Regions from separate parts of the Homo sapiens genome. Here region 1 is linked to region 2. A link is an interaction called in ENCODE POLR2A ChIA-PET data of the cell type or tissue named here. Cell type or tissue: GM12878. All regions are shown on one strand. Links, peaks and the distances in the headings refer to the core of each region. The heading gives the core; the rest is flanking DNA.

Region 1 (16,797 bases), core at 7,272-12,271, 80 kb after region 2:
GAGGCCGGGCACGGTGGCTCAGGCCTGTAATCCCAGCACTTTGGGAAGCCAAGGTGGGTGGATCAACTGAGGTCAGGAGTTCGAGACCACCCTGGGCCAACATAGTGAAACCCCGTCTCTACTAAAAATACAAAAATTAGCTGGGTATGGTGGTGGGCACCTGTAATCCCAGCTGCTTGGGAGACTGAGACAGGAGAATCGCTTGAACCCAGGAGGCGGAGGTTGCAGTGAGCCGAGATTGTGCCACTGCACTCCAGCCTGGGTGTCACAGCGAGACTCCATCTCAAAAAAAGAAAAAAAAAAAAAAAAAAAAAGGTAGGGTAGAGCATGTAACGTGAATGATGGCCCACTTGAATCTCTCATTCGTCTTTCTTCCCTTTTATGTTGTCAAAGATCTTTAAAAAAAAAATCTAGGAGAGAAACAAACAAAAAAAACTGTACTGAAAAAAATTCCACAGTAGTTGTAATTCATTTTTCACTCAGATGATTGGCATTTTTTTTTCTTGTTTTTTCTTTTTGAGACAAGGGTCTCAACTCTGTTGTCCAGGCTGGGGTGCAGTGGCGCAATCTTGGCTTACTTCCGCCTCCTGAGTAGCTGGAATTCCAGGCACGCACCACCATGCTGGCTAATTTTTGTATTTTTTGTAGACATGGGGTTTCACCACGTTACCCAGGCTGGTCTTGAACTGCTGGGCCCAAGCAATCCACCTGCTTCAACCTCCCAAACTGTTGCATTATATTATAGGTGTGAGCCACTGTGCCAGCCAGGATTGGAATTATTTATTTATTTATTTAGTGAGATGGAGTCTTGCTCTGTTGCCCAGGCTGAAGTGCAGTGGCGCAATCTCGGCTCACTGCAACCCCTGCCTCCCGGGTTCAAGTGATTCTCCTGCCTCAGCCTCCCAAGTAGCTGGGACTACAGGCGCCCACCACCACACCCGGCTAATTGTTGTGTTTTTTTTGTATTTTTAGTAGAGACAGGGTTTCACTATGTTGGCCAGGGTGGTCTCGAACTCCTGACCTCAGGTGATCCTCCCACTTTGGCCTCCCAAAGCGCTGGGATTACAGGCGTGAGCCGCCATGCCCAGCCCTTATTTATTCATTTTTATTTTATTTTAAAATAAAATAAATTTTAAAAATTTGATTGAAATTTTTTAAACAAACTTTTCACTTTGGAGATGATTGGATTTTGTAGAGCAGGAAAGAACAAGTACCCTAGAGAGTATGTTTCTGGGCTCCCGGCTCCTCTTCCGGGGGTTGAAGATGAATTGCCGTTGGCCTTTGTAAAAGAGGAGAGATTGTTCCAGATTGGAGTGGCAGAGATGTGCTTTGGTTTGGGTGGCAAGGATCACAAAGAAAGAAGATGAGGTTGGGTGTGGTGGGTCATACCTGTAAACCCAGCACTTTGGGAGGCCGAGGCAGGAGGATCACTTGAACCTAGAATTCGAGCTCAGCCTGGGCAACATAGCAAGACCCCATCTCTACAAAAAATTTTAAAAAATTAGCCAAGCATGGTGCTGTGTGCCTATAGTCCCAGCTACTCAGGAGTCTGAGGTGGGAGGATCGCTTGAGCCTGGGACTTTGAGGCTGCAATGAGCTATGATTACACCACTGTACCCCAGCCTGGGTAACAGAGTGAGACCCTGTCTCAAAAACAAACAAACAAAAACAGAAGGAAGGAAGGAAGGAAAGAAAGAAAGAAAGAAAGAGAAAAGACAAGACAAGAAAAAAAAAAAAAAAGAAAAGACAGGGTGAGAGGGAAGGGTATTCGGGTGGATGAAATGGCAAAGAGAAGGCCAAGAGGCGTTTTGTGGGCAAGAGTGAAGAGGGTGCCTCATGCCGGGAAGGGAGGCTTGGACCAGTGCAGGGTCCTTATGGGCTCCAATGCCGTCATGAAGGTCACACAGGGGCTGTGTTTAGGAGGGGCTGTTTCCACCAATACTGAGTGGACAGCCTTGCTGAGCCAGGCTTTTTGTTGCGTCCCCGAAGTCCTTGCTGAGTCAGGGAGGAAGTCAAAGTAACTATCAGGTTAGATAAGCTGATGGGTGGGCAGAAAGTGTTTTGGTGGGTTCAAGGCTGCGCTGAAAGATGGTAGACCAGTTGACCGTGTGGTCACTTGGCTGCCCCAGAGATGATGCTGTCTAAATCTTGAGTGGTGAAGATAACGAATTTACAATTCCCACCATTGCCTGGCTTCCTGGAGCGGGTGGGTGCGGGGACCGGGGAGGGGGGCCGGGGGAGGCTGAGGGCTATCAGTTGAAACTGACCTTTTGGCCCAATCCTTTTGGGAAGAAGGCGGGTAGAGTTAAAATCCATCGTAATGGAAAGGCGGCTTTCCCTTTGGCTGTCTGCTAACTTGGTGACTGGCCTGACAAGTTTTTCTTTTCCTTCCTCCTACCTGATACTCACTGACCGGTTACTTCCCATGTCACCCGACCCTTTGTCAGAATTAAAATCTGTTCTTTGTGACTGAACACCTGAAATGCCCCGGGGAGGACCCAAGGAAGTCAGCGAGCGCCTGTGCGTCAGGCTGGCAGCCCAGGTCCTTCAGTGATCTGTTTCTCTCAATGCGCCTGTGTCAGATAGAACCGTGCATTTCCCAGTAAAAGGAGGTGATGTGTGTGCTGGAGTTTCAAGATTGTACCCCTTATCCTATCTCCCCTTTCCTCTGTCTTCCCTCTCTACTTTTTTATTTTGTTGTTTGTTTGTTTGTTTTTGAGATGGGGTCTTGCTCTGTCACCCAGGCTGCAGTGCAGTGGTGCGATCATAGCTCACTGCAGCCTCAGCCTTTTGGGCTCAAGCAATCCTCCAGCCTCAGCCTGGCCAGTAGCTGGAACTATGGGTGCATGCCACCACGCCCAGCTAATTTTATTTACTTATTTACTTATTTATTAAAGAGATGGAGTCTTGCTATGTTTCCCAGGCAGCTCACAAATTCCTGTCCTCAAGTGACCCTCTCGCTTCAGCCTCCCCCATTAGCTAAGACTACAGGTGCGCACCACCATCCCTGGCTAATTTATTTTTTAAATTTTTCTTTTTGTAGAGATGGGGATTTTGCTATGTTGCCCAGGCTGGTCTTGAACTCTTAGACTCAAGCAATCCTCCCACTTTGGGAAGCCCAAAGTGTTAGGATTACAGGTGTCAGCCACCAGGCCGACCTGTTTGCTCATTTTTCCTTTTCCTTTTTTCTTTTCTTTTCTTTTTTCTTTTTTTTTTTGAGATGGAGTTTCGCTCTGTCACCCAGGCTGGAGCACAGTGACACAATCTCGGCTCACTGCAACCTCTGCCTCCCAGGTTCAAGCGATTCTCCTACCTCAGCCTCCTGAGTGCTGGGATTACAGGGGCATGCCACCACGCCCGGCTGATTTTTGTATTTTTTAGTGAAGACGGGGTTTCACCAGGTTGGCCAGGCTAGTCTCAAACTCCTGGCCTCAAATGATCCACCAGCCTCAGCCTCCCAAAGTGTTGGGATGACAGGCGTGAGCCACCACACTCGGCCCGTTTGCTCATTTTTAAACATAAATGATGTCAAGAGTGGGAAGCAAACAAGAAAGTGTTGAAAGCATTGCTCTCCTCTGCTCCCTGGTTACCTATCATCCTGGGGCCCGAGGAGTGGCTGCAGATTGGGCCACCTTCCTCCAATCACAGGTTTGGGAAGTGGACCAAAGTCTTTCAACACACTGGACTTAGCATGATCATCAAATTTGCACTGGAGGGGCCAGGCACACGCCTGTAATCCCAGCACTCGGGGAGGCTGAGGCGGGCAGATCACTTGAGGTCAGGAGTTCGAGACCAGCCTGGCCAACGTGGTGAAACCCCGTCTCTACTAAAAATACAAAAATAAGCCGGGCTGGTGGTTGGAACCTGTAATCCCAGCTACTCGGGGGGCTGAGGCAGGAGGATTGCTTGAACCCGGGAGGTGGAGGTTGCAGTGAGTCGAGATCACGTCACTGCACTCCAGCCTGGGTGACAAAAGCAAAACCTCGTATCAAATAATTAAATAAATAAATAAACAAATAAATAAATAAAAAATTACACTGTAGGGCATGTGGTAGGTGAAGCCCACCATTGTCAAGTACCTACCTAGAGGGTTTGGGGTAGAGGGTCCTGTGGCTTCTTCTATTTTTTTTTTTTGGCGGAGTCTCACTCTGTCACCAGGCTGGAGTGCTGTGGCACGATCTTGGCTCGCTGCAACCTCCGCCTCCCGGGTTCAAGGGATTCCCCCGCCTCAGCCTCCTGAGTAGCTGGGACTACAGGCGCCCGCCACCACGCCCGGCTAATTTTTTTGTATTTTAGTAGAGACAGGGTTTCACCATGTTGGCCAGGATGGTCTCAATCTCTTGACCTTGTGATCTGCCCGCCTTGGCCTCCCAGGGTGCTGGGATTACAGGCGTGAGCCACCGCGCCTGGCTGTGGCTTCTTTATCCTAGAAGTTTCTTTGCCTCTCGTTTTGTCCCAGGCGAGGAGGGTCTTGGATCTTTAATGACTCCATGGCTTATTGAGTGTAGCCCAGAAAGAATGGTTGTTTAATAGGCTTTATTACCGAGTGTTTCCAAGGGCTTACCTGGGGAAGGAAAACATTTTTACTCGGAGGTCTGATAAGGATGGGCTTTAAAGCGCTGGCAGCTAGTCATGTCCACACGCGGTGTGCGAAGCACGGCGTTGTTTACTGACCACCTGCAAAGCCCGTCGGCTGGTGAACAAGGCTCTTGTCCCAGGCTGCCTCATTGGTGGTGATGATGTTAAGAGTTTCCTCATTTGCAAATAAATTGACTAACCTAGCAGACGGGTTTGATCCAAAGTGGTCAAGATTCCTTTTCTTTAAATTTGTTTTTTTTTTGAGATGGAGTCTTGCTCTGTCACCCAGGCTGGAGTGCAGTGGCGTGATCTCAGCTCACTGCAACCTCCTGGATTCAAGCGATTCTCCTGCCTCAGCCTCCTGAGTAACTGGGATTATAGGTGAACACCACCACGCCTGGCTACTTTTTTTGTATTTTTAGTAGAGATGGGGTTTCGTCATGTTGGCCAGAATGGTCTTGAACTCCTGACCTCAAGTGATCCACCCACCTCGACCTCCCAAAGTGCTGGGATTACAGGCGTGCGCCACTACGCACTGGCAAATTTTTGTATTTTCAGTAGAGACAGGGTTTCGCCATGTTGGCCAGGCTGGTCTTGAACTCCGGACCTCAGGTGATCCACCCACCTCAGCCACCCAAAGTGCTACAATTACAGGCGTGAGCCACCGCACCTGGGCTATTTTCACTTCTTTCGAAGTTATACCTAGGAGTGGAATCGCTGGGTCAGTTGGTAATTCTATATTTAATTAATGGAATCAAGATTTCTTTTTCTTTTCTTTTTTTGGTTTTACTTTAAAAAATTCTATCTTATTACATAAAAAAACCACAGGTTCAGAAAAGCCACACCAAACAAATGAATAGCCTAATGGTTCACTCTAACGTCAACACTCATATAATCCCTAACTCTGGTTGAGAAATAGTACTTTGCCAGAACACCCCCTCCAAAAGCCATGCCACGGACCACATCCTAGTCACAGGCCTCTTCCCCCAGAGTAGTCACTGTCCTGTCTTTTGTAGACATCACTTCCTTCTTTCTGTATAGTTTTATCACCCAAGTGTGAATCTGTAGACAAATATTTAGCTTTGCCCATTAAAAAAAAAAATTGATGGCCGGGCATGGTGGCTCATGCCTGTAATCTCAGCACTTTGGGAGGCTGAGGCGGGAGGATCACTTGAAGCCAAGAGTTGGAGACCAGCCTGGACAACATAGTGAGACCCCATCTCTACTAAAAATAAAATAAAAAATTAGCCGAGCATGGTGGTGCATGCCTGTAGTCCCAGCTACTCGGGAGGCTGAGGTGGGAGGATCGCTTGAGCACAGAAGGTTGAGGCTGTAATGAGCCGAGATTGCATATTGCACTCCAGCCTGCGTGACAGAGCAAGACCCTGGCTCAAAAATTAACACAATAAAATAAATTGATGTGTTTGTTTGGGTCTCTAGCAGTGGTTTTGAACTGAGGGTGATTTTTTTTGTCTCCCAGGGGACATTTGGCAATGTCTGGAGATATTTTTTGGTTGTCACAACTCCAGGGAATGTGTGTGTACTGCTTTCATTGAGCAGATGGAGGCCAGGGATGCCGTTCAACGTCCTGCAATGCAGAGACAGCCCAGCCACAAAGAATGATCCAGCCCCAAATGTCAATAGTGCTGAGGGGCAGAAAGCCTGGTCCACAGGTTCTCCCTCCATCCCTTTCCTTTTACCTTCTCTCTGTTGAAGAGCTGGGCTTTCTGGCTTGGGGTGCAGTCCCCAGTCTGAGTGTTGCTGATCGTACGTTCCTGGGACAGTTCTGCTTGCCCCTCTGAGCTCCAGACTCAGAGCTAGGGTCACACTCAGGTTCTACCTCTTGGACTGACTTTATTTAACAAGTACCATTTCAGCACTCTCTGCAGTCAGCTGTTTTCAAAGGCGACCATGCTTGATGCTGTTCGTTTGCACATGGCTCTGAGTGGTGGTGTGTTCTTTGATTTTTTTTCTTTTTCTTTTGTTTTAAAGAAAAACACACCGTTTTTTAAACACGGTTGCCCGAACTCTCATCTTCTTCCTCCCTGCCCTCCCTCCCTCCCTCCTCTCCTTCCTTCCTTCCCTCCCTCCTTCCTTCCTTTTTCTTTATTTCCTCCCTTCCTTCCTTCTCTCCCTCCCTCTCCCTTCCTCCCTTTATCCTTCTCTCTTTCCTTCCTTCCTTCTCTTTCTTTTCTTTCTTTCTTTTCTTCCTTTTCTTTCTTCTTTCTTTTCTTCTTTCTTCCTTGCTTTCTTTTTATTTCTTACCTCCCTTCCTTCTCTCCCTTCCTCTCTCCCTCCTCCTTCCTCTTTCCCTTTCTCCCTCCTCTTTCTTTTTCTCTCTCTTCCTTTCATTTTTCTCCCCTCCCCTCCCCTTCTTCTCCTCCCCTCCTTCCCCTCTCCTCCTTCCCATCCCCTCTCTTCCCTTTTCTTCCTTTCCTTCTTTTCCCTCCCTCTCTCTTTCTTTTCTCCTTTCCTTTCCTTTCCCTCTCTTTTCTTTCTTTCTTTTCTTTCGACAGGGTCTTGCTCTGTCACCCAGGCTGGAGTGCAGTAGCATGATCATAGCTAACAGCAGTCTGGAACTCCTGGTCTCAAGCCATCCTCCCACCTCAGCCTCCAGAGTAGTTGGGACTACAGGCCCCTGTCACCATGCCCAGTTATTTTATTTTATTTTTTTTTGAGACAGAGTCTGGCTCTGTTGCCCAGGTTGGAGTGCAGTGGTGCGATCTCAGCTGTCTGTAACCTCCACCTCTTGGGCTCAAGTGATTCTCCTGCCTCAGCCTCCTGAGTAGCTGGGACTACAGGCACCTGCCACCACGCCCGGCTAATTTTTTGTATTTTTAGTAGAGACGGGGTTTCACCCTGTTAGCCAGGATGGTCTCGATCTCCTGACCTCGTGATCCACCCTCCTTGGCCTCCCAAAGTGCTGGGATTACAGGCGTGAGCCACCGCGCCCAGCCGCTAATTTTTTTTTAATTTATTTTTTGTACAGATGGAGTCTCACTATATTGCCCAGGCTGGTCTTGAACTCCAGGGCTCAAGCAGTTCTGGCACACTAGCCTCCCCCAATTCAATGGGATTACAGGTGTACCCATTTTTTAAAAATGGGCCAGACTAAATATTTGTCTAGAGATCCATACTTGAGTGATAAAGCTATATGAGGTTCCATCTGGGAATTCGGTTCTGCGGTAAAACGGTGCCGACGGGCCTCCCTTTTTTTAGTGTCTGACAAACAGGGCACAGACCGAACTTCATAACAAAACTTTGTGTTCTTGACGAAGGCAAGTTTTGCTAAGAAAATTATTTTTATAAGCGAGAAAGGTATGAAGGTTATTTGCAAAGGAATTTTACTGGGGTGAGAAAAAAAGCAAGAGGTTTACCTTAGGATTCCTGGTGGTAAAGAAGATGGAATGGGCAGAAGACGTCATCACAGATGTCACGGGGAGAGCGATAGCTGAACCTCTGAAAGGAAAGAGGTTCCCAGGGAAGGATGAATTTGATGCAGGAAAAAAGTTAGAGGATGGTCTTAAATTTGTCAATGTAGTTCAGAGGAAAGTGTAATTCTTCACAGACTTTTAGTTTTGAAAGGATGGCTTCAAAAGATACTGGGGGACATGGGCGCAGTAACTCACGCCTGTAATCCCAGCATTTTGGGAGGCCGAGGTGGGCGGATCATCTGAGGTGGGGAGTTCGAGACCAGCCTGATCAACATGGAGAAACCCTGTCTCTACTAAAAATACTTAATTAGCTGGGCGTGGTGGCGCATGCCTGTAGTCCCAGCTACGTGGGAGGCTGAGGCAGGAGACCATCGCTTGAACCTGGGAGGCAGAGTTTGCAGTGAGCCAAGATCACGCCACTGCACTCCAGCCTGGGCAACAGAGTGAGACTCCGTCTCAAAAAAAAAAAAAAAAAAAAATTCTGGCCAACCGGGAATAGTCCAGGATAATCCATTCTTCAGAACTTGTTCTTGCTAACTCAGTTAAGTGTCGAATGGCGTGGGTTGTCTACTGTATTTTAGAGGACATTAGAATATTTATGAAGGGCTTTCCCAGGTTTACTCATAACTTCATTTTCCTCATGCTATTTGTCCCTTAAAGTCTTTCTGAAATCTTTCAGTTGCCACTTCTTCTGGGTGGGTGGGTATGTATGTTGAGGGTCATGCTTTTTTTTTTTTTTTTTTTTTTTGAGATGGGGTCTCCCTCTGTCGCCCAGGCTGGAGTGCAGTGATGTAATCACACCTCACTGAAGCCTCAACCTCTCAGGCTTAAGTGATCCTCCCACCTCAGCCTCCCAAGTAGCTGGCACTACAGGCATGAACCACCGTGCCTGACTAATTTTTAAAAAATATTTTTGCAAAATTAGCCAGGCGCGGTGGTGCACGCCTGTAGTCCCAGCTACCTGGGGGACTGAGGTGGGAGGATTGCTTGAGCCTGGGAGGTTGAGGCTGCAGTGAGCCAAGATCATGCCACTGCACTCCAGCCTGGGTGACAGAGCGAGACCCTGTCTCCAAAAATAAAAAAATAAAAAATAAAAAATAAAAGATGGAGTCTTGCTGTGTTGCCCAGGTTGGTCTTGAACTCCTGGGCTCAAGTGATCCTCCTGCCTTGGCTTCCCAAAGTTCTGGAATTATAGGCATGAGCCACTGCACCTGTCTGGGTCCTGCTTTTGGTAGTGATATAGAACCAACTTAGTGAAATTCTAGAATGACGCTGTCCACTAAGGTAGCTCTGCCAGCCACAGCCACATGTGGCAATTTAAGTAGAAATTCATTAAAATTAGATATTTGTCCCTCAGTTGTACTCACCATATTTAGACAATGCAGACAGACAATGTTGCTATCACTGCAAAAACTTGTATTGGGTACCTCTGCCTTAGAACTTTTCATTCCATGATGAAAGATTGTTCTGGAGTCAGACAGGCCTGCATTTGAAGCCTATATCTGTTTTGTGACCTTGGGCAAATTGTCTAGCTTTTCTGAATGTCTGTTTTTTCTTCTATCATGAGGACATGATAAGGGAACCAGTCTCCAAGGTTTTCCTCAGCTTTGAACTGGTATATCCCCTCTTTCGATAAAAATAAAAATCCAGTTCCTCTTCCCTACTTGGAGTTTGTTCTTTTTTCCTCTAAATATAAAATATACCGTTGAATGTTTTTTCAACCTCTCCACCCCTTGAGAGTCCCTGGAATAGAGAGGAAGGAGTGGCTTGGGAAAGTTGATCACAACAAAGAGGCTATTATAGGTACATCTAATCGAGAAGAGGAACAAGGAAGGAGTAGGTGTGTTGACCGGGGCTCAGAGTGTCTTGTCTGTGGGTCACCAAGAATGAGGAATGTGTCAGCTCCTTCCTGGCTTCTCCTCTCTGGGAACAGAGAACAGTGCATTGCAGCTTAAGTGGAGTAAAATGGGTGTGGGTTTGGAGGAAGTGGATTAAGGATGGGGAAGGGGCCGTGGGAGAGAACCCCAGCCTGAGTTTGTCTTCCTGGCTCAGCACTGAGTGTCTCAGTCAACACATGAATGCCAGTAATGGGAATCTATTTGGATTCACTTAAGCCATGAGGTGGGGGCAGTGTGTTAACTGGGGCAACACAGGGCTCTCAGCTTGAATCAGCTAGCTTTTGCTGTGTAGCAAACCACTCTGAAACACAGACCTTGGAATTTATATTCAAGTTTAATCATGGAGCTTGTATCAGCTAGCTTTTCCTGTGTAGCAAACCACTCTGAAACATAGAACTAGGAACTTGTATCCAAGTTCATTCATGGAGCTTGTATCAGCTAGCTTTTGCTGTGTAACAAACCACCCTGAAACATACAACTTGGAACTTGTTGTATCCAAGTTCAGTCATGGAGTTTGTATCAGCTAATTTTTGCTGTGTAACAAACCACCCTGAAACATAGAACTTAGAACTTGTTGTATCCAAGTTCAATCATGGAGCTTGTATCAGCTAGTTTTGCTGTGTAACAAACCACCCTGAAACATAAAACTGGGAACTTGTTGTATCCACGTTCAATCATGGAACTTTTATCAGCTAACTTTTGCTGTGTAACAAACTACTCTGAAACGTAATGGCTTAATCAACAATCATGTACTTAGCTCATGATTCTTTGGGTCGCTGGGCAAGTTTTCTTGTTTAGACCCACCAGCTGACCACAAACACAGGCTCTTTTCTCTCTCATGTCTGGGATCAACCAGTGGGTTGTCTGGTAGCTGGATGGTCTAGCATGGCCTCACTCACATGTCTGGTGGTTGGTGCTGGCTGTCAGCTGGGAGGCCTTGGTTTTCTTCCCTGTAGCTGCTCATCCTCCAGTTGGCTAGTTTGGGCTTAGATTACATGATAGTCTCAGCGTTCCAAGAGTGGCAAGAGATCAATTTCCAGTACAAAAGTGCCTTTTGAGTTTCTGTTTGCATCTTGTGTGCTAACATCCCATTGGCTAAGGTGAGCTGGGAGGGAAAGGGAGAATATAGTCTTTACCTGTTGATGGAAGAGGAAGAATTTGTGGCCCTGTTTGCCATCTGCCAAAGAACCCTGGAGTGGGAAACAGTGGGGCTCATAAAACATTTTTTTAAAAACCTCTTATTTTAGGTTCATGAGTACAATAACATTTTAATCAGAATTTGGAGCTCAATTGGACATCAGGACTGTGTATGGTGTGACTGAGGACATTAAATGATTTTTTTTTGAGTAGGAATTTAACTTTATGAATTCCACTTGTTGAATAACCAATTCCTTCCCCAGTAATTCTTGATGTTTTCTTCATCAGGTATTAAATTCAACCAAAACCATGAATTTGCTTTTGGGATATCAATTCTATTTCAAGTCCTCTGTGTCTTAATCTTATCCCAGTACCATACTGTTTATAGATTTAGAATATGTGTTTTTTTAGTTTTGTTTTTGTTGTCGTTTTGTTTTTAAAGAAGTGGGGCTCGGCTGGGCGTGGTGGCTCATGCCTGCAATCCCAGCATTTTGGGAGGCCGAGGTGGCTGGATCACTTGAAGTCAGGAGTTCGAGACCAGCCTGGCCAACACAGTGAAACCCCGCTACTATAAATACAAAAATTAGCCGGGCATGGTGGCACATGCCTGTAGTCCCAGCTACTTGGGAACCTGAGACAGGAGAGTTGCTTGAACTTGGGAGGTGGAGGTTCAATGAGCCGAGATTGTGCCACTGCACTTGAGTCTGGGTGACAGAGCGAGATTCTGTCTTCAAAAAAAGAATGGGGGCTCACTGTGTTGCCTAGGCTGGACTCAAACTCCTGGGTGCAAGTGATCCTCCTTAGCCTCCAAGTTGCTGGGACTACAAGCTCATGCCTGGTAAGAACATGCTTTATAAAGTGGCAAATCTAGTTTTTTCCCTATTACACCTTTTAGAAGAGTGTTTCCTTTTCTGGTTGAACTAAATATTTCCCTCCTCTCACTCTCATATAAAACCCATTGAGGGCTGGGCGCGGTGGCTCACGCCTGTAATCCCAGCACTTGGGGAGGCCGAGGCAGGTGGATCACGAGGTCAGGAGATCGAGACCATCCTGGCTAACACGGTAAAACCCTGTCTCTACTAAAAATACAAAAAAATTAGCCGGGCATGGTGGTGGGCACCTGTAGTCCCAGCTACTCGGGAGGCTGAGGCAGGAGAATGGCGTGAACTTGGGAGGCGGAGCTTGCAGTGAGCCGAGATCATGCCACTGCACTCCAGCCTGGGCGACAGAGCGAGACTCCATCTTGAAAAAAAAAAAAAAAAAAAAAGCAAAAACAAAAACAAAAAAACCCATTGAGATATTGATTTAAAAATTTAATTAAAAACATAACCCATTTCCCAGAGGAAAAAAAGTGCAGCTCGCTGCCAGCACTCCTTTAATTTTACATAAACATGTTCTTTGAGGCTGAAGCAAATCTGACTGATTTTCAATATGAGAAAATATAAAACGGTTCTTGGAGTTATTTCTAAACAGAACTTGTCTCTAATCTTAATGTAACAGAAATGTCTATAATGTTACATTAGGATTAGAGAATAGATTATTCTTGGGACAAATGGAAAAATGGGTTAAAATCCATAAATTAAGAAATCAATACTTTCGTATTTTTCCTTTCCGGGCAGGTATGGGATCTCCTTTTCCATTTGCTCAAATCTTTTTTTTTCTTTTTGAGACAGAGTCTCGCCCTGTCACCCAGGCTGGAGAGTAGTGGCACGATCTCGGCTCACTGCAACCTCTGCCTCCCAAGTTCAAACAATTCTTGTGCCTCAGCCTCCTGAGTAGCTGGGATTATAGGCACACACCACCATGCCCGGCTAATTTTTGTATTTTTAGTAGAGACGGGGTTTCACCATGTTGGCCAGGCTGGTCTCGAATTCCTGGCCTCAAGTCATCTGCCCACTTCGGCCTCCCAAAGTGCTGGGATGACAGGCATGAGCCACTGCGCCCAGCCAATTTGTTCAAATCTTTTATATTGTCCTTTCTTCATCTTTATCCTGTATTATTTTTGTGACGATGGTTCCTGATTTCTGTATCACAGAGTTTTGTTGTGTTAGTTATGGCTACTATGAATAGCATATTTACCCTGAATCCAGATACTTTAGTGAAATTGATTGGTAGGTTTTTAAATTGTTTTATTCATTGTGTGCAATTTCGTCCTCTACAAATTATGGTCATTTAAAAAAATTATGTCTGCTCAGTTCTGGAAGCATGAAAAAAATTATGTCTAAAATCATACCTCTTGTTTCGGTTTTAAATCTTATTCTATTGACCAGGGCTTCTAGACTAACATTAAATATTTAACAATGGTATTATCCGACATCTATGTTTAATAGATTTCCTAATATAAAATCATCCTTGCTTTCCTGTGGTAAAACCTACTTGGTTGTGATGAATTATTCTTTCAGCATAACGTTGAATTCGATTTGCTAGGTTTGCTTTGTTTCGTTTTCTGAATTCTTGCCATCTGTGTTCATGAGTGAAATTGGGCTATGTTTTTGGTTGGTTTTATTTTGCAATGTCTTCATCAGTTTGGATTATTTATTGTGTTCTAGCCACATAAAATGAAATAGCAGGTAACTGAGTATTCATTGACAAATTTTATGGTGCCATAACTTTTGGGGGGAAGCAATTCTTTGATAACTTAAGAAAAAATTTAGGCCAGGTGCGGTGGCTCATGCCTGTAATCCCAGCACTTTGGGAGGCTGAGGCAGGTAGATCACTGGAGGTCAGGGGTTCGAGACCAGCCTGGCCAACATGGTGAAACCCCGTCTCTACTAAAAATACAAAAATTAGCCAGGTGTGGTGGCGCACGCCTGTAATCCCAGCTACTCGGGAAGCTGAGGCAGGAGAATCACTTGAACCCAGGAAGCGGAGGTTGCAGTGAGCCGAGATCGCACCACTGCACTCCAGCCTGGGCAGTAGAGCTAGACTGCATCTCAAAAAAAAAAAAAAAAAAAAAAAAAAAAACCAAAACAGTGTGTGACTGGCTGTGACGTAAGGCAGTCAGACCTCTCCTTCGAAATGGGCCGTGATTCATCTTTATTTTTGTAGGGCTGTGTCACGTTAGAACCACTACAGCAAAAGTTTTCATTGGAAATCTAATAATGTTTTTTTAGTCTGCCATCTGGAGTCTGTGCTCCTTGTATGTCTTTATTGTTCAAGACTAAGAGTGGTGTGTGTGTCTGTGTTGGGGGGATGGGGTTTGGTAATTTTGCTAACATGGCTCTAAGAATCTGTCCCGCTTCCCAAAACCTCATTTTTCTCTGCTTTAGCAGTAGCCCAACACTGAAAACAGGGTACTGCTTTTTTAGAGGAGTTCTGATTTGGATTCCTTTTCTTTCTTTTTTTTTAGGCCAAAATTTTCATTTATAAATAGCTTCTGTGGTACACAACATGCAAATATTTTTGGTTTCATGATATTACACCAGAGTTGCAGAGTTGTAGCTGTTTTTTTTTTTTTTTTTTTTGAGGCAGTCTCGCTGTGTCACCCAGGCTGGAGAGCAGTGGTGCGATCTTGGCTCACTGTAACCTCCACCTCCCGGGTTCAAGCAATTCTCTTGTCTCAGCCTCCTGAGTAGCTGGGATTACAGGCGCCCACACCACACCTGGCTAATTTTTGTGTTTTTAGTAGAGACGGGGTTTCACCATGTTGGCCAGGCTGGTCTCGAACTCCTGACCTCAAGTGATCTGCCCTCCTCCTCAGCCTTTCAAATGCTGGGAATACAGGCATGAGCCACCACACCCGGCTGAACTTTTATTATTTTAAAAACATTTTTATTTATAGTAAAAGTCACACATAAAATGAAATTTGCTGTTTTTAGAAAGAATGTTTAAAAAGATGTGTACCATGTTGCCCAGTACAGTGGCTATTCAGAAACAGCCATAGTACACCACAGCCTCAAACTCCTGGGCTAAAGGGATCCTCAAGCTTCAGCCTCCCAAGTAGCTGGGGCTACAGGAACACACCACCACATCTGGCTTGCCTCCTTCTCCTTCTCTTTCTCCTTTTCCTTCTCCTTCTCCTCCTCCTTCTTCTTTTTTTTTTTTTGAGACAAGAGTCTCACTCTGTCACCCAGGCTAGAGTGCAGTGGCATGATCTTGGCTCACTGCAATTTCTGCCTCCTGAGTTCAAAGCAATTCTCCTGCCTCAGCCTCCTAAGCAGCTGGGATTACAGGTGCATACCACCATACCTGGCTAATTTTTGTACTTTTAGTAGAGACGGGGTTTCACCATGTTGGCCAGTCCCGAACTCCTGACGTCCAGTGATCCTCCTACTGCGGCCTTCCAGAGTGCACAGGCATGAGCCACTGTGCCTGGCTTGTTTTCTTCTTTTTTTAAATTTAATGAGTTTAGGCAGGGTTTCTCAGCCTCAACAGTGTTAGCATTCTGGGCTGAACCCCTCTCCGTGGTGGGGACTGCCCTGTACATTACAGGAAGCTTAGTAGCATCCCTGGCCTCCACTCAATACCAGTAGCAACCCCAAGTCATGACAACCAAAAATGTCTCCGGATACTGCCAAGTGCTGGGATCACAGGCATGTGCCACCATGCCCAGCTGATTTATTTTTATTTTATTATTTTTGAGACAGTCTCGCTCTGTCGCCCAGGCTGGAGTGCACTGGCACGATCTCAGCTCACTGCAACCTCTGCCTCCCGGGTTCAAGTGATTCTCCTGCCTCAGCCTCCCAAGTAGCTGGGATTATAGGTGCACGCCACTATGCCTGGCAAAGTTTTGTATTTTTGTAGAGACGGGGTTTCACCATGTTGGCAGGCTGGTCTCGAACTCCTGACCTCCAGTGATCCACCCGCCTGGGCAATATAGCAAGACCCCATCTCTACCAAAAATTTAAAAAAATTTAGCCGGGGGTGGCGGCATGTTCTTGTAGTTCTGGCTACTCACGAGGCTAAAGTGGGAGGATCATTTGAGCCCAGGAGTTGGAGGCTGCAGTGAGCTACGATCACACCACTGCACTCCAGCCTGGACAACAGGGCAAGGCCTCATCTCTTAAAAAAAAAAAAAAAAACAAAATAAAATAAAAAGTGAATAAGTGAAAGTAATAAAATGTAAGATACAGTTGGAGTTCTCTTTGTCATCTTCCCTTGCTATATTCTCCTCCCTTCTTCCCAGAGGTAACAACTCTCTTAGGTTTGGTACATAAACTTCCAGCCCTGCATGTATTTTGACACATAACCTTGTACACACGTCAATGCCAGATACAGGTTCAGTATCCCTTATTCAAAATGCTTGGGACCAGAAGTGTTTCCCACTTGGGATTTTAGAATATGTGCGTATATGTAATGAGATACTGTGGGGCTGAGAACGAGGTCTAAACGTTAAATTCATTTATGTTTCATGTACATCTTATACACATAGCCTGGAGGTAATTGTATACAATATTTTCAGTAATATTGTGCGGGAAACAAGGTTTTCACCGCCCTGACTGTGACCTGTCACAAGAGGTCAGGAATGGAATTTTCTTCCACTGCTATCATGTCGGCGCTCAAAAAGTTGAATTTTGGAGCATTTAGGATTTTGGATTTTCGGGCCAGGAAATTTTGGAGCATTTAAGATTTTGGATTTTGGGTTATCTTCAGTTGTTCTTTAAATCTATTTATTTATTTATTTGTATTTGACAACGAGTTTCACTCTTGTCACCCTGGCTGGAGTGCAATGGCGCAATCTTGGCTTACTGCAACCTCCGCCTTGCCTCAAGCAATTCTGCTCTCTAGTGGCTCAGATTACAGGTGTGCAC
Region 2 (16,797 bases), core at 7,980-12,979:
GTTCTGTAGATGAGGAAGCTGAGGCTCAGTGAGGCAAGGCTCTGTGACACACTGTCCCCCAGAGGCTGCAGCATGCAGAACCCCTTAGAACATCTGCTTTGTTAACGGCATGTTGAGAGACACAGCCTCTGGGAACCTGTGTTAGGCACGTTGGCCGAGGGGCCGGGCACCCGTATTGCTAACCCTGCCTGTCTCTGCCAGTGACCTGAACTCACACAGATGGTGCAGTGGACAACCTCTGCTCACCACTTGCACCTGCAGAAGACTCATCAGGGCACACAGGGCCATGCCACAGCAGTTCCCTTCCCACACTGCATTATTCAGTAAGCACAAAGCAATATGGCAGGTGTGATAGTTGGAGCCCAGGTGAGCAGCCCCTGAGCCCCAGACTTGGAAGTCCAGGGAGGCTTCCTCAGGAAGCAGTGCCCAGCACATACCTGAAGGATGTGAAGGACCTGGGACAAGCACAGGGCCACAGGTGATTGCACTCATCCACAGCAAGGAGAACCAAAGGGGAAAGTGGCTATAATGGGGGAAGCTAGAGACAGAGGCCATTGTGTCTGGGTCCAATGGCATAGCTTTAGCTTTTATCCCTAAGGCAATGGGGAGACATGGGAAGTTTTATGCGGAGGGGAGGCAAAGTCTGCTCTTTGTTTCAGAAAGCTCCCTTTAACTGGGCATGGAAGGAATGGTTAGAGGGTATAATCCTGGAAGCTGGCAAGGTGGCAATGCTGTCATTCAGGAAGACAGGACAGTGGCCCAGCCATAGGAGGGAGAAAAGTGGGTGACTCGGGGGGGAATTCGAGAGGCAAAATGAGCTGGACTTTGTGTAGATATGGGTGGATGGGGAGCGAGAATGCCACCCAGCTCTCAGCCTGACTCCCCAGCGGACAGGGTCTGGGACAGGCTCCAGGGTCAGCACTTTTGACTGACAGCCTCAAGTCTATGGGTGTAGTGTCCCTGTCCACTTCCCTCCATTCATCTATTTGCATTTCCTGAGCCTGGAACTTTCCAGCTGCTCCTCTGGTTGCCCTGGAAGGGGGAGGGCTGGGAAGGAGGTCTCCCATCCCAGCAGCTGGCCCGCAAGGCAGAGGCTGCCCCCGGCTGACGCTCTTCCTTTTCCTCCAGGTAGCACTGTGCCAGGGCATCTGGGAACCCCAGAGGAAGGGCAGGGTGTCCAGCGGGTGGGCAAGGGGTCATGGCTATGGGCTCCTCTCTTCCCATGAGCTCATGGGCTCAGCACCCTGCCAGGTGTCAGCAGGAGAGGGCTCAGGAATCCTAGGTGGACGGTGGGGGCTGAGAACCTGTGTTTGTCATCTGGACAGGTGTGTGGATGTCACCCTGGAGGCACATCTGGCTCTTTATCCTTTAGTCTGCTCAAACAGTACTCCCTCAAGGGACTTCACCTCTCTCTATCTCTCTGCTCCCCTCCATACCTCCCCCATTTTGTTTTCTGAGTCGTCTTTATTTTATTTATACGTTTATTTTTGAGACAGCGTCTCACTCTGTCACCCAGGCTGGAGCGCAGTGGCACCATCTCAGCTCACGGCCACCTCCGCCTCCAGGGTTCAAGTGATTCTCCCGCCTCAAACTCCTGGGTAGCTAGGACTGTAGGCTTGCACCACTGTGCCCGGCTAATTTTTTTTTTTTTTTTTTTTTTTTTTTTTTAGTAGAAACAGGGTTTCACCATGTTGGCCAGGCTAGTCTCACACTCCTGGCCTCAAGAGATCTGCCCGCCTCAGCCTCCCACAGTGCTGGGATTACAGGCATGAGCCGCCTTGGGTCCGGCCTAGTTGTATAATAATTTCATTATGTATTACAATGTGGTAATAATATAACAACAGTGCATCATAGTGCACAGTAAATGTAATGTTCTTGAATCATCCTGGAACCGCCACCTTCCAACTGTCTTCCATGAAACTGGTCCCTGGTGCCAAAAAGGTTGAGGATCTCTGGCTTTAACACCATCCCCTTTGTGCTATTCTTGTGACAGTGTGACAATAAGTTCTCGTGAGACTCTGTCATTTAAAAGTGTGTGACACCTCTCCCCTCCCCTCACTCTCTCTTGCTCCTGTTCCTGCCATGTAAGACGTGCCTGCTCCTTCTTCACCTTCTGCCATGATTGTAAGTTCCCTGAGGTCGCCCCAGAAGCCAGCACCCTGCTTCCTGTACAGCCTGCAGAACCGTGAGCCAGTTAAACCTCTTTTCTTTATAAATTACCCAGTCTCAGGTATTTCTTTATAGCAATATGAGAATGGACGAATACATCATCCATCCATCCATCCATCCATCCATCCATCTACCTACGACTCTAACTATCTATATATCTATCTACGTAGTATGTATCTATTTTTTTTTTTGAGACAGGGTCTTGCGCTGTCTTGCCCAGGCTGAGTGCAGTGGTGCCATCATAGCCTAGTGTAGCCTCAACCTTTCAAGCTTAAGTTATCCTCCCACCTCAGCCTCTCAAGTAGCTGAGACCACAGATGCATACCACCACACACAGCTAATTTTTTATTTTTTTGTAGGGACAGGTTCTCACTATGTTGCCCAGACTGGTCTCAAACTCCTGGACTCAAGGGATTCTCCCACCTTTGCCTCCCAAAGGATTACAGGCCTGAGCCACTGTGCCTGGCTCTGTCTGTCTGTCTGTCTATCTATCTATCTATCTATCTATCTATCTATCTATCTATCTATCTATCTATCTATCTATCATCATCATCATCTATGCATCCATCTATCTATAATTCTATCTATCTATCTCCCTCTCTCTGCCTCTCTCCCTCCCCAACACTCCTTTCCTATCTCCCAGGCTGTCATTCATACAACACAGGTTCTACCAGTCAAACCAATTCATAAAATCACAAAACCAACCCAGATTCAAGGGCTGAGAGGTAGATTCCACTTCCTAACAAAATCAGACAAAATTGCAGTCATATTTTCAGGTCAACCAGAATAGCCCTTCCCCAACCTCACAGCCCGGGACTTGGGTCTTGTGATGCTTCCCACAGTGGGGAGTTCAGTTTAAATGCCTTCGCTCCACCATTCAGGGGTTTCTACCCCTAGCAGGCACAAACATCCATTAAAATATAAATGGCCTCAGTTTCTTTCTTTCTTTCTTTTTCTTTTTTTGAGACAAGGTCTCATTCTGTTGCCCAGGCTGGAGTGCAGTAGCATGATCTCAGCTCACTGCAGCCTCTGCCTCCCAGCCTCAAGCGATCCTCCCACCTCAGCCTCCCTAGTGGCTGGGATTACAGGTGCGCACCACCACGCCTGGCTAATTTTTGTATTTTTAGTAGAGACGGGGTTTCACCATGTTGATCAGGCTGGTCTTGAACTCCTGACCTCAAGTGATCCACCTGCCTCGGCCTCCCAAAGTGCTGGGGTTACAGTGGTGAACTACCATGACTGGCCCTTCAGTTTCTTAAGAACCCTGCCTTGAGCAGCAGTCATTGCAGTGTGCATAAAATATATAGTTAATACATACAAATATTTTGGATAAAAATGACTTTTGAGCACTTTCTTTTTTTTTAGTTTTTCCCTTCTCCAATGTGACTATTGTGTTTAAAAAAAAAAAAAAGCAGTCAGCTGTCATCTGACAGAGGTTTCTTAGGAGAATGGGAGGGGTGCTGAATCCCCAGCCCTCTTCCTGGAAGGTAGGTGGGGGTGACCCCAGGGCTGTGTTTGAGGACGTGAGAAAGAATGACTCGCTGACCGGTTAGGACCTTCCCAAGCTTTCCTGAGCCAGACCTGGGAGAGGTTCCCACGGCAGACGATTCACATCCGAAGGCTAGGGGACTTCCCAAAGCTTAGCCCCAGAGGGCAGCTACGGAGGCGCCCACCTCTTAGAATGAAGTTGTAACAATTGTTGCATTTAGTCAGTGTGGGCTGAGTGCCAGGCCCAGGACTAAGAAGTTATGAACACTGCTTTATATCTTCCTCCCAACAAATCGAACACACAGGCTGCCTTTTCGTCCTTCAGACAGACCTCTCTCCAGCCTCCGGGACTTTGCACATGCTGTTCTCTCTGCTCAGCGTTCTCTCTTCCAGGTCCCCTCTGCTTCCGGGATCTTCACGGATGGCCCCTTCTCATTCTCTAGACTTGAAGTCACAAGTCACCTCAGGCAGGCCTCCCTCCACATGCCCCCCACCCCTCTACTTTCTTTATTCTACTCTCATGACACTTCTTGACTTTATTCATTGTTACTGGGATTTATTCATTGTTCTCTCTCTGCAGCTGGAACGGAAACTTGTACAATCAGGAACCTGTCCAGTTTATTTCCAGCCACGTTCCATGCTCCTCTACTTACCACTCATGTGGGAAAGTTGCTTAACATCTGTGCCTCCTTTGTCTGATGTATTCACTGGGTATGATGATATTTTTTTTTTTTTAAACAGAGTCTGGCTCTTGTTGCCCAGGCTGAAGTGCAATGGCGTGATCTCAGCTCACTATAACCTCCACCTCCCAGGTTCAAGTGATTCTCCTGCCCCAGCCTCCTGAGTAGCTGGGATTATAGGCATGAGCCACCATGCCTGGCTAATTTCTTTCTTTTTTTTCTTTTTTTTTGAGAGGGAGTCTCGCTCTGTCGCCCAGGCTGGAGTGCAGTGGGGCGATCTCAGCTCACTGCAAGCTCTGCCTCCCGGGTTCATGCCATTCGCCTCAGCCTCCCGAGTAGCTGGAATTACAGGCATATGCCACCACGCCTAGCTAAATTTTTGTATTTTTAGTAGAGACAGGGTTTCACCATGTTGGCCAGGCTGGTCTTGAACTCCTGACCTCAAGTGATCTGCCCTTCTTGGCCTCCCAAAGTGCTGGGATTATAGGCGTGAGCCACTGCACCCAGCCTTTTTTTTTTTTTGAGACAGAGTCTCGCTCTGTTGCCCAGGCTGGAGTGCAGTGGCTCGACCTTGGCTCACTGCAAACTCCACTCCCTGGGTTTAAGCGATTCTTGTGCCTCAGCCTCTCAAGTAGCTGGGATTACAGGCATGTACCACCCTGCCTGGCTATTTTTTTGTATTTTTTCACCATGTTGGCCAGGCTGGTCTTGAACTCCTGGACTCAAGTGATCCACCCACCTTGGCCTCCCAAAGAGCTGGGATTACAGGTGTGAGTCACTGCGCCTGGCCAATGATAATCATTCCTACTTCAGAGCAAACCCATGTAAAGTACTTAGAAAACAGTGTCTGGTGTGTGTGCACTCAAATGATATTCACTATTATTTATTATTAAGTGCACACCTAAAAAAACCTTCATGGAAGGAAGAAATGGAAGTTAACTGCCCCACTCTGGGCATATAACTCCATTAGTTCAAGTATTTATTCGTTCAACCATCTTTGTTGAGAATCTACCATGCACTGTGATTTCCCTCTCTGATGATTCTGCTTCCTCTCCCTTCCTTTCATAGGTGTTGGCCTCTAATAAATATCTTGCACCTAAAACTCTTTTTCTGTGTCTGCTTCCAAAGAATCCCACCTGAGACATGGAACAAACACTGACCCTCCCAGGACAATAAAGGGGAAAGGCACAAACGGAATGTAAATCTCCTTTTTCCCACCTCCCTCCTGTCCTATGATCTACTGTGGCCCCCCAGACACATGCACCTGTTCACCAGCAGGGTTTCTCATGGTTTTTATATTAATCCCTCAATGCCTTGCTTCCCTCTCTCTCCTGTGTTCGTTTTGTAGGGAGTAAGCTAGCAGCCCACACTAGTGTGTCATCTTATCACAAACTGGATCATTATGAACTTAATGACAGAACATAATAACAGCAACAAGAATGATAATTATAATAATGATGTTGGTGGTGGTGATGGTGATAATGGTGATGGTGATGATATTGATGATTATGATAGTGATGATGGTGATGATGAAGTTAATGATGGTGATGATGATAGTAATCCACAGTGATGATAATGATTATGATAATGGCAGTGGTAATAATGATGGTGATTATGATGGTGATGGTGATATTGATGATGATTATAATGGTGGTGATGATGATGGTGATAATGACGATGGTGTTGATGGTGATGATGCTGGTGATAATGGTGATGGAGATGATGACGGTGATAGTAATGATGATGGCGGTGATGACAATGATGATGATATTGACTGTGGCGATGGTGATAATGGCAGTGGAGATGATAATGGTGATATGATGATGGTGGTGATGATGATAATGAAGATGATGATGGTGATCATAGTGATGATGGTGGTGATGATGGTGGTGATCATGATGGTGATGACAATGATGGTGATATTGATGTTGATGATTATAATGATGGAAATGGTGATGGTGACGGTAATGGTGATGGTGGTGATGACAGTGGTGATGATGATGGTGATGATGATGATGGAGATGGCAATGGTGATGGTGATGATGGTGATGACAATGATGGTGATATTGATGTTGGTGATGTTGGTGATTATAGTGGTGGAGATGGTGATGGTGACAGTAATGATGGTGGTGATGATTATGATGGTAGGTAGGAGTAGCAACAATAATGCAATAATTATGTCCAGGCACATGATTCAATATTTCATCCATTGCTATCATTCCTCCAACAACACAATGAGGAAACAGAGACTCTGAGAGATGAAACATGATTCCTAGTCACAGTCACAGAGCTGAAAAGTGGAAGAGCCAAGATTTGAATCTCAAGGTAGTCAGTCTAAAGTGCATGCTTTTTCTGTCTCAGGCTTGTGGAGTTTGGAAATGAGGAAACAAGAAATGGCTGGTTCGAGTGATTCTCGTGCCTCAGCCTCCCAAGTAGCTGGAATTACAGGCACGAGCCATCACGCCTGGCTAATTTTTGTGTTTTTAGTAGAGATTGGGTTTCACCATGTTGGCTAGGCTGGTCTCGAACTCCTGACCTCAAGTCATCCACCTGCCTCGGCCTCCCAAAGTGCTGGGATTACAGGTGTGAACCACTGCTCCCAGCTTGCTTTCTAAGATTTCTTATATATAAAGTGTCCTTTGGCAAATATGTTTCAAATATTCTTTTCTTGTTTTTCTCTTCTAACATTTTGAACGTGGTTTCTGGCCCCTAGAAGCTTAAAAATTCTATCTAATCAAATTAATCAGCCTATTCCTTTGTGATTTATACCGTTGGTAAGTATTCTTTTAGCAGCGTGTTTTTGGAAATTTTCTACACTTAACTTTTTTTTTTTATCCATATAGTATTTATTTGGTTGTATGGGTTGACATGAAGGTCAAAGTTATTTTCTTCCAAATGTTTACTCAGTTGTCCAAGACCCATTTATTGAATAAGTAGCTATTTGCATTCTGATTTAAAGTTGTTCATTTATAAATACAAATAGTTATCCATATTAGGGTCTGCTTAAGGATTTTCTGTTCTTTTCTTTTTAATCTCTCTCTCTTCTTGTCTGTATCATAGTGATAGCTTCAAAATATTCTTCCCAACCAGGAATATTTATTTGTTTAGTTTCTTAGATTCCTTAAAATTTTGTGATTTCATTCATATAAGTCTTATACAATTATTATCAATTCTATTCCTAGTTTATACATATTTTGGGCTGCTATTATAAAATAGTTCATTTCCCCATTATATTTTCTGATTATGGGTAGTCTATCAGAAAGCTATTAATATTTAAGTATTTTGTACCTTGTTGTCTTTCTAAATTCCTGTTAACTTGAATAGTTTTTCAGCTAGGTTTTCTAGGGCAAATAGGTTAATTATCGGTAAATAAAAATTATCTGAGGCCCTTTTCTCTTAGTACTACTATTTCTTTTTGTGTGTGTGTGCTATACCATGCTGGTCAGGACATCTAAATGTTAACTGATGAAATCAGAAATTCTAATAATGACAACATATTACTTCCCTAATTGTAACAAGAAAGCTTGTGTTTCCTTGTTATTTATTTTTATTATTATTTTTTTAAGACAGAGTGTCGCTTTGTCACCCAGGCTGGAGTGGAGTGGCATGATCTTGGTTCACTGCAACCTCCACCTACTGGGTTCAAGTGGTTCTCCAGCCTCAGCCTCCTGAGTAGCTGGGATTACAGGCGCATACCACCATGCCTGGCTAATTTTTTTTATATTTTTAGTAGAGACGGGGTTTTACTATGTTGGCCAGGCTGGTCTCAAACTCCTGACTTCAAGAGATCTGCCCACCTCAGCCTCCCAAAGTGCTGGGATTACAGGCGTGAGCCACCACACCCAGCCCCCTTGTTATTTATTTTTATTTTTATTTTTTTGAGATGTAGTGTCGGTCTGTCACCCAGGCTGGAGTGCAGCGGCATGATCTCAGCTCACTGCAGCCTCCATCTCCCCAGTTCAAAACATTCTCCTGCCTCAGCCTCCCAAGTAGCTGTGACTACAGGTACACACCACCACTCCCGGCTAATTTTTGTATTTTTAGTAGAGACAGGGTTTCGCCATGTTGCCCAGGCAGGTCTCGAATTCCTGACCTCAAGCAGTCTGCCCGCCTCAGCCTCCCAACGTACTGGGATTATAGGCATGAGCCACTGCACACGGACTCCTTGTTAAACATGATGCAGTGATTGAGGTAGAACCACTTATTATCCAGAAAATATAATCTTTTCCTATATTTAACAATTCATAGCACTAGCTACCATTTACTAGGTTCTTACTATTAATATTCGTCAGGCATTTTTCTAAGCACTTTACAGAAATTATTTCACTTAATTCCTGCAGATAGCCTTCAGAGGTAGGTACTAATATTATTTCATGTGCATAGGAGAAAGCATAGGCTCAGAGAACCCATGAAAAACCAGAAAGTGGAAGAATCAGAATTTAAACACAGGCAATAGAACTCCGGTGTTTACCTGGGCTATACTGCCCCCACTAGACAATAAAAATATCCTCCCACTACTAATTTACTAAACTTTTATATCAGAAATGGATAAAGATTTTATCAAACAATGGCTGAGCAGTGTGGCTCATGCCTATAATCTCAGCACTTTGGGAGGCCGAGGTGGGCGGATCATAAGGTCAGGAGTTTGAGACCAGCCTGGCCAACATGGCAAAACCCTGTCTGTACTAAAAAAAAAAAAAAATTAGCCAGGCGTGGTAGCACGCGCCTGTAATCCCAGCTACTTGGGAGGTTGAGGCACAAGAATCGCTTGAATCCAGAAGGTGGAGTTTGCAGTGAGCCGAGATGGTACCATTACACTCCAGCCTGGGCAACAGAGTGAGACTTCATCTCAAAAAAAAAAAAAAAAGAGATTTTATCTAACAACTGTTTGACTTCTTTGGAGATGAACAAGCACTATTTTTTTTTCTTTTACCTACAGACAGTGAGTTTTATTTAAAAGATTTCCCAGTGTTAAGAAGGTGCTGGCCAATGGAAAAAAAGAGAGTTCCAAATTTGTAGCATTTGCCAATTCCAGTGGTGTAAATACTTCCACTGTGGGTGATTCAAGCTACCCAAGATGATGGCACTAAGGGTAGGTTGGGAAGAGATGCTGCCCATTGGCCAGTGTGACCCATTCTGAGCCAGTTCCAACACATTGCTGCCTACATTGATTCATACATGTGTTCCTGGTATAGACCTCTAGGGTCTTAAATAAAGTCTATTCAAGAAACAGAAAAAGAAAAATTCAATTATCTAAACAACAGAAAGGTGGCCATAAACTCGGATGTAGTTTTATTATTTATTAATAATTTTTGTTAATTATTTTTCTTAATTATTTATTATAATTTATTAATTATATATCATTTATTATTTTAATACACACATATATTCAATAGAGTGCATATAGTGTGTTACTACCTAACACCACTTATGGTGTATATAGGGGGACCTCATAATCAAGCACATTAATATTTCAGCAGAGAAAATCCATGAATATTCATATAGGTGTCATAAATAATATAAATAGACAATATCACTTTTAGTGAAGTTGGTTACCAACTTAGTTTTGGTGCCAAATTTATGCCAAATATTTGTTGTGCCCAGAGCATTTAGGTTTTCAGAATTATCGAAAAGAGTCTGTGAACCTTAGCCGGGCATGGTGGTGTGTGCCCGTAGTCCCAGTTACTTGGGAGGCTGATGTGGGAGGATCGCTTGAGCCCGGGAGGTGGAGGCTGCTATGAGCTACGATCGAACCACTGCACTCCAGCCTCAGCAGCAGAGTGAGATCCCGTTTCAAAAAAAAAGAGTTAGTGAACCTAGTTTTATTTAATTAGCTGCGTGTGTGTGTGTGTGTGTGTGTGTGTGTGTGTGTGTATCTATGAGAGAGAGAGACAGAAAGAGAGACAGAGAACTTGGTCTTAAAAATTTTTTGGTAGATAGTCAGGTTTTGTACCAGGATTGAGCTGTTTATAGAATGATTAGGAAATTTCTCATCTATTTTAGGAATCTTTATCTATTTCTTGAACTTTTGAAGTTTAATGAGTCCATAAACCTTAGAAATCTTTATCTATTTCTTGAACTTTTGAAGGTTAAATGATTCCATAAACCATTTGGGATTGACCTTTTTGGAGGTTATTTTTCATAATATCTTTAGTTTCTTTCGTCATTATTTAGTTATGCATTCAGTACCTCTATTCCTTCTTGAATTAATTTTGATAATTTACATGTTTACAGAAAGCTCAGTTTCATTGAGATTTTTTAAATTTCAGCATAGAGTTGTATATCATACTCTTTTATTTTAAAAAACTCTAAATCTGCGTTTATAGCCACCTTTCTGTTGTGGCAAATTGAATTTGTTTTCTTTTTCTGTTTCTTGAATAAACTGGCTAGAGTTTATTCAAGAAACAGAAAAAGAAAACAAATTCTATTTCCCAAATTTTTTTCTTTATTCTAGCGTTTTTATGTGTTTTAATGGATAAAGTTCCACTTTTGTTACCCAGGACAAATTCCTTTCTCAGCTTATTTCTCTAGGACTTCTTGAGTTGAATGCTTCAGAGGTTTATTGACTTCCATAGTATCACAGTGAAAGGAAGATCTCATTTTCTGAGATGTAGTAGAAAAGTGGGTCAAGGGAAGTAAACTTTAAGCTGGGTTTTGACGGGTGAATAAGAGTTTTCCAGGAGGAGAGGTTCTTTTTGGTTGAAATAGCTGACAGTGGCAGAGGAATGAAAGACCAGCTGTGTTTTACTTTATTTAAAAATTGTTTTCTTTTTTATTTTCTACTCAAAAGAGAACTGGAGTGCCAGCTGAGTTTTAGAAAGAAGCACCAGTATGATAGGGTCGAATGTACCAGTGAATGGTACAGACTTCCATTTGTAAGAGTATATTTATTTGTGTAGTTGTTTGATTCAACCGTAACCTCCAAGAGGGCAGGGACCATTTTCTAGCGCCAACTCCAGGACCTGGCTTTCCCAGCCCAGTAATGGGAGGAGCACCCCATGGATTATTATGTACTTAAAACAAAGAGAATTCCGTGGCTGTAGTGATGAGAATGGACTCTAGGGGGCAGGAGTGGACACTAGGCCATCAAGGAGGAGGCAGCTGCCTCAGGTTGGTACAGGTGGGACATGAAGGATTTGGAGAGAAGTGAACCAGGCTGGGAGCGGTGGCTCATGCCTGTAATCCCAGCACTCTGGGAGGCCGAGGCGGGCGGATCACCTGAGTTCAGGGGTTTGAGACCAGCCTGGGCAACATGGTGAAGTCCCGTCTCTACTAAAGATACAAAAATTAGCCAGTTGTGGTGGTGCATGCCTGTAATCCCAGGTACTCAAGAGGCTGAGGCAAGAGAATCGCTTGAACCCGGGAGGCGGAGGTGATAGTGAGCCAAGATCGTGCCATTACATTTCAGCCTGCATTTTCTAGTATTTCATATAAATAGAATCAAGGTGCATGTGCTAATTTTTGTCTGAGCATACAGTATGCTCACTCAACATAGTGATTTTGAGATTTATCCATGCTGTTGTTGGTGTCCATAGTTTGTTCTCTTTTTTTAATTTATATATACATATTTTTTGAAGCAGGGTCTCACTGTGTTGCCCGGGCTGGAGTGCAGTGGCACGATCTTGGCTCACTGCAACCTCCACCTCCCAGGTTTAAGCAATTCTTCTGCCTCAGCCTCCTGAGTAGCTGGGACTAAGGGCATGCCACCAAGTCTGGCTAATTTTTGTATCTTTAATAGAGACAGGGTTTCACTATGTTGAACAGGCTGGTCTTGAACTCCTGACCTCAAGTGATCTGCCCGCCTTGGCCTCCCAAAGTGCTGCGATTACAGGCATGAGCCACCATGCCTGGCCTATTCTCTTTTTTAATGGTTAAGTAATAATGTTCCATTGTTCAAATATACCATAGTATGTTTATTTATTCTCCTGTTGATGGACATTGGATTTGCTTTTATTTGTTGGTGAATATAAATGGAGCTATGAGTATTCACCTGCAAATCTTTGTATGGATATATACTTTTACCTGTCATAGGTCGACAATCAAGATTGGAATGGTTGATTTGTACAGTAAGTGTGTGTGTAACTTCTCAAGAAACCACCAAAGTGCTTCCAAAGTGGTTGTATCATTGTACATTCCCCTTAGCTGTGTATGGGAGTTCCAGTTTCTCCACATCCTTGACAGCAGTTGATAGTGTTATTTTTAGTCTTAGCCATTCTAGTAGGCTTATAGTGGTATCTCAATTGTGGGTTTAATTTGTTTTTTCTTAATGAATAATGATGGTAAACACCTTTTCGGGTGTTTATTTGCCATCTCTATATCTTCGTTGGGGAAGTGCCTGTTCAAATCTTTTGCACGTTAAAAAAAACTAGATTGTCAACAATATTAGATTTGTTCTCCTCCTCCTCCTCCTCTTCCTGTTCCTGTTCCTGTCCCTCTTCCTCTTCTTCTTCCTCTTCTTTTTGAGACAGGGTCTTGCTCTGTCCCCTAGGCTGGAGTGCAGTGGCACAATCACAGCTCATGGCAGCCTCGACCTCCTGGGCTCAAGGGATCCCCCTGCCTCAGCCTTCTGAGTAGCTGGCACTACAGGCATGCACTACTACACCTGGCTAATTAAAAACAATTTTTTTTTAAATGTTAGGAGAATTGCTTGAACCCAGGAGGTGGAGGTTGTGGTGAGCCAAGTTCACACCACTGCACTCCAGCCTGGAGACAGAGCGAGGTAGAGATGAGGTCTTGTTATGTTGTCCTGGCTGGTCTTGAACCCCTGAGCTAAAACGTTCCTCCCACCTCTGCCTCCTGAAGTGCTGGGATTACAGACGTGACCCACCACGCCTGGCCAGATTTGTCCTCTTACTGTTGAGTTGTAAGAGTTCTTTACGTGTTTAATATCCATGCCCTTTGTGGGGATACATGCTTTGCAAATATTTTTTCTCGATCTGTGCTTGCTTTTTCATTTTCCCACTGGTATCTTTTGAATAGCATGAGTTTGAATTTTGGTGAAAGCCAATTATCAGTCTTTTATAGATTGTGGTTTTGTGGGCCCTGTTAGGATACTGCCATTTTACAGATGTTGAAACTGAGGCTCAGAGAGAGAAAACCTTTTTGTGTGTGTGTGTGTGTGTGTGTGATGGAGTCTCACTTTGTCACCCAGGCTGGAGTGCAGTGGCGCGATCTCAGCTCACTGCAACCTCCACCTCCTGGGCTCAAGCAATGCTTCTGCCTCAGCCTCTTGGGTAGCTGGGATTACAGGCGCCCACCACCACACTCGGTTAATGTTTTGTATTTTTAGTAGAGATGGGGTTTCACTATGTTGGCCAGGCTGGTCTCGAACTCCTGACCTCAAGTCATCCACCCGCCTCGGCCTCCCAAAGTGCTGGGATTACAGGTGTGAGTCACCATGCCTGGCCAGGAAACCTTGTCCAGGTCTCTCTGGCTGCTCGAGAGCACCCCAACCCCATGCCAACTGGGACAGTGCCTCTGATTCCCTGCCCACAAAGAGGGTTTGGACCCCAGGATGTCCAGATTGTGCCAAGATTCCATGTGGAAGCTGCACTCCTATCCTAAATTGGCCTGGGCTCTGGGGCATGGTGGGCCTGGTTTCTTTCATCCTCCCTTCCCAAAAAGCAAGAAACAATCAATTCAGGAACATGACCATTGTTTCTGGCCTCTGTCGGGATTCTTGGAATCTTCATCCCTGGTTCCCATCTCTCTAGAAGATGGAAAGGGGCACTCCTTTATTCCATAGGATTAGTTTGCCTCTCTGAGATCTCCCGTGTATAGCTGGAACCCGCAAATCACTAATGATGATTCTGAGGTTTTTCAAATATCCCCTTCCTCCACTTACATGAGGTCCCTAGAGTCATCAGATTCATGGAGATAGAAAGTAGGACAGTGGGTGCCAGGGGCTGGGGAGGGGGGATGGGGAGTGAGTGTCTCATGGAGACAGAGTTTCAGTTTGGGAAGATGAGAACGTTCTGGAGATGATAGTGGTGATGGCTGGACAGCCATGTGAATGCACTTAGTGCCACTGAACTGTGCACTGAATAATAGTTACAATGATACATTTTATGTTATGTGTGATTTGCCACAAGTAAAAATTTAAAAAATTGCTGTATTGAAAAAAGCAATACTATATAGATATATACATTATATATATACACATTATACACACACACACACACACACACACACACACACACATATTTTGAGACAGAGTCTCGCTCTGTCGCCCAGGCTGGAGTGCAGTGGTGTGATCTCGGCTCACCGCAACCTCCGCCTCCTGGGTTCAAGTGATTCTCATGCCTCAGCCTCGCGAGTAGTTGGGATTACAGGCACCTGCCACCACACCCGGCTAATTTCTGTATTGTTAGTAGAGTTAGGGTTTCACCATGTTGGCCAGGCTGGTCTCAAACTCCTGGCCTCACGTGATCTGCCCACCTCGACCACCCCAAGCGTTAGGATTACAGGTGCAAGCCACCATGCCCAGCCTTAGCAATACACATTTTAAAAAGAAATGACACAAAAATGTAGAACGTGGAAGTCTCCTGTAGTGATCTCAACCACTATGAATATTTGTATATCCTCCTAGAATGCTATAAACACACACACAGACAACTACATATGTATTGCCTTATGTTCTTTATCTACACCCAAATAAATATATAATACCCACATTTTGTGAAAATGGGATCACGCTTTATACTTTTTTGCACTTTTAACCCATTAATAGATCTTGCTCATTTTTCCATGTCATTGCATAGAAAACAAGACTTAGAGTGTTACTTTTAAAAAATGGTATATTATTATTATTATTATTATTATTATGTAAATTACTTTTTTTGAGACAGGGTCTTGCTCTTTTGCCCAGGCTGGAGTACAGTGGTGCCATCTCGGCTCACTGCAACCTCCGCCTCCTGGGCTCAAATGATTCTCCTGCCTCACCCTCCCGAGTAGCTGGGATTACAGGCACGTGCCACCATGCCCAGCTCGAGAGCAGCCTGGCCAACACGGTGAAACCCCGCCTCTACTAAAAATACAAAAGTTATCTGGGCATGGTGGCGGGCGCCTGTCATCCCAGCTACTTGGGAGGGTGAGGCAGGAGAATCATTTGAGCCCAGGAGGCGGAGGTTGCAGTGAGCCGAGATGGCACCACTGTACTCCAGCCTGGGCAAAAGAGCAAGACCCTGTCTCAAAAAAAGTAATTTACATAATAATAATAATAATAATAATAATATACCATTTTTAAAAGTAACACTCTAAGTCTTGTTTTCTATGCTTTTCCTGAAAAATGAGCAAGATCTATTAATGGGTAAAAGTCAAAAAAGTATGACGAATCTCTAGTTCGTCAGCCTCCAAGTAGCTGGGATGAAGGCGCCCGCCACCATGCCCAGATAACTTTTGTATTTTTAGTAGAGGCGGGGTTTCACCGTGTTGGCCAGGCTGCTCTCGAGCTGGGCATGGTGGCACGTGCCTGTAATCCCAGCTACTCGGGAGGCTGAGGCAGGAGAATCACTTGAACCTAGGAGGTGGAGGTTGCAGTGAGCCGAGATCGCACCACTGCACTCCAGCCTGGAGACAGAGCGAGACTCTGTCACAACTGGGGTGTAGCTGCTATCGGAATCGGGATGGTAGAGGCCGGGGTGCCATTCAATGTCCTCCCATGCACATAGAATGGTCCCTATGCAAAGAATTATGCAGTCCCAAGTATCCACAGTGCTGAGGCTGGATAACTCCATTCTAACGGAATGAACTCTACTTGGAGTCATTTTATTTCTTTCTTTCATTTTTTTATTTTTCTGTGCTGTTGAACACATTCCCGTCTCTGGGCCAAGGAGAGGGACGTGTCTTTCCATTTAGGGCAGGGCCGGCTGGGTGATAAGCTGACCCTTCTCTACTCAGAATAGAGCCGGCTTATCAGCTCCTGTTTGTTTTGGCCTTGCCTGGCGGGTGGATAGAGGATGTGACTTCAGAAGTGACCTTCGGGTTCTCTTGGTTTGGAACATGCATGCATTGAGGTCTCTCTCAGACAGACCCAAGAACTGTAAAGCCGGAGCTGTTTTAGGGGGTTGGTTGGCTGCTGATGGTCTGGTGGTGATCACGGAGATGATGATTTTATGACTGGGGTTGTTCATGATTGTCTATTTTTTGTTGCAATTTAGAGAAGACATTTTTTTATCCCCCTGTGGATGGTCTCGAGACATAACCCCTGGCTGTTGTTTTTCTTTTTTTAAAATTTTAACTTTTGGCCGGGTGCGGTGGCTCACGCCTGCAATCCCAGCGCTTTGGGAGGCCGAGGCGGGTGGATCACGAGGTCAGGGGTTTGAGACTAGCCTGGCCAACATGGTGAAACCGCGTCTCTACTAAAAATACAAAAAATTAGCCGGGCATAGCGGCAGGTGCCTGTAATCTCAGCTACTTGGGAGGCTGAGGCAGGAAAATCGCTTAAACCCGGGAGGCGGAG

The links. ChIA-PET counts read pairs that join two places held together with the same protein. Peaks named below come from ENCODE experiments on the same cell type or tissue, not always from the same donor. Only the 100,000 strongest peaks of a DNase experiment are listed, where the experiment ranks them.
Region 1: POLR2A ChIA-PET joins it to region 2 with 5 read pairs; 4 of 35 experiments call an interaction of 5 or more read pairs at or near these places.

Annotation. Positions count from the first base shown.
Region 1 is chr19:7,240,449-7,257,245 of GRCh38, reverse strand. All of the region lies in intron 2 of INSR (insulin receptor), which reads left to right. Among named protein-coding and RNA genes, the nearest start is that of INSR, 46 kb to the left of the region's middle. In GM12878, for the core only: no CTCF peak of the experiment used is centred there; no DNase peak of the experiment used is centred there; H3K27ac peaks cover 771 bases.
Region 2 is chr19:7,320,870-7,337,666 of GRCh38, reverse strand. No RefSeq gene overlaps it. Among named protein-coding and RNA genes, the nearest start is that of ARHGEF18, 20 kb to the left of the region's middle. RefSeq lists enhancers at 1-6, 3,761-3,860. In GM12878, for the core only: CTCF peaks have their summits at 8,828 and 11,407 (motif pointing right); no DNase peak of the experiment used is centred there.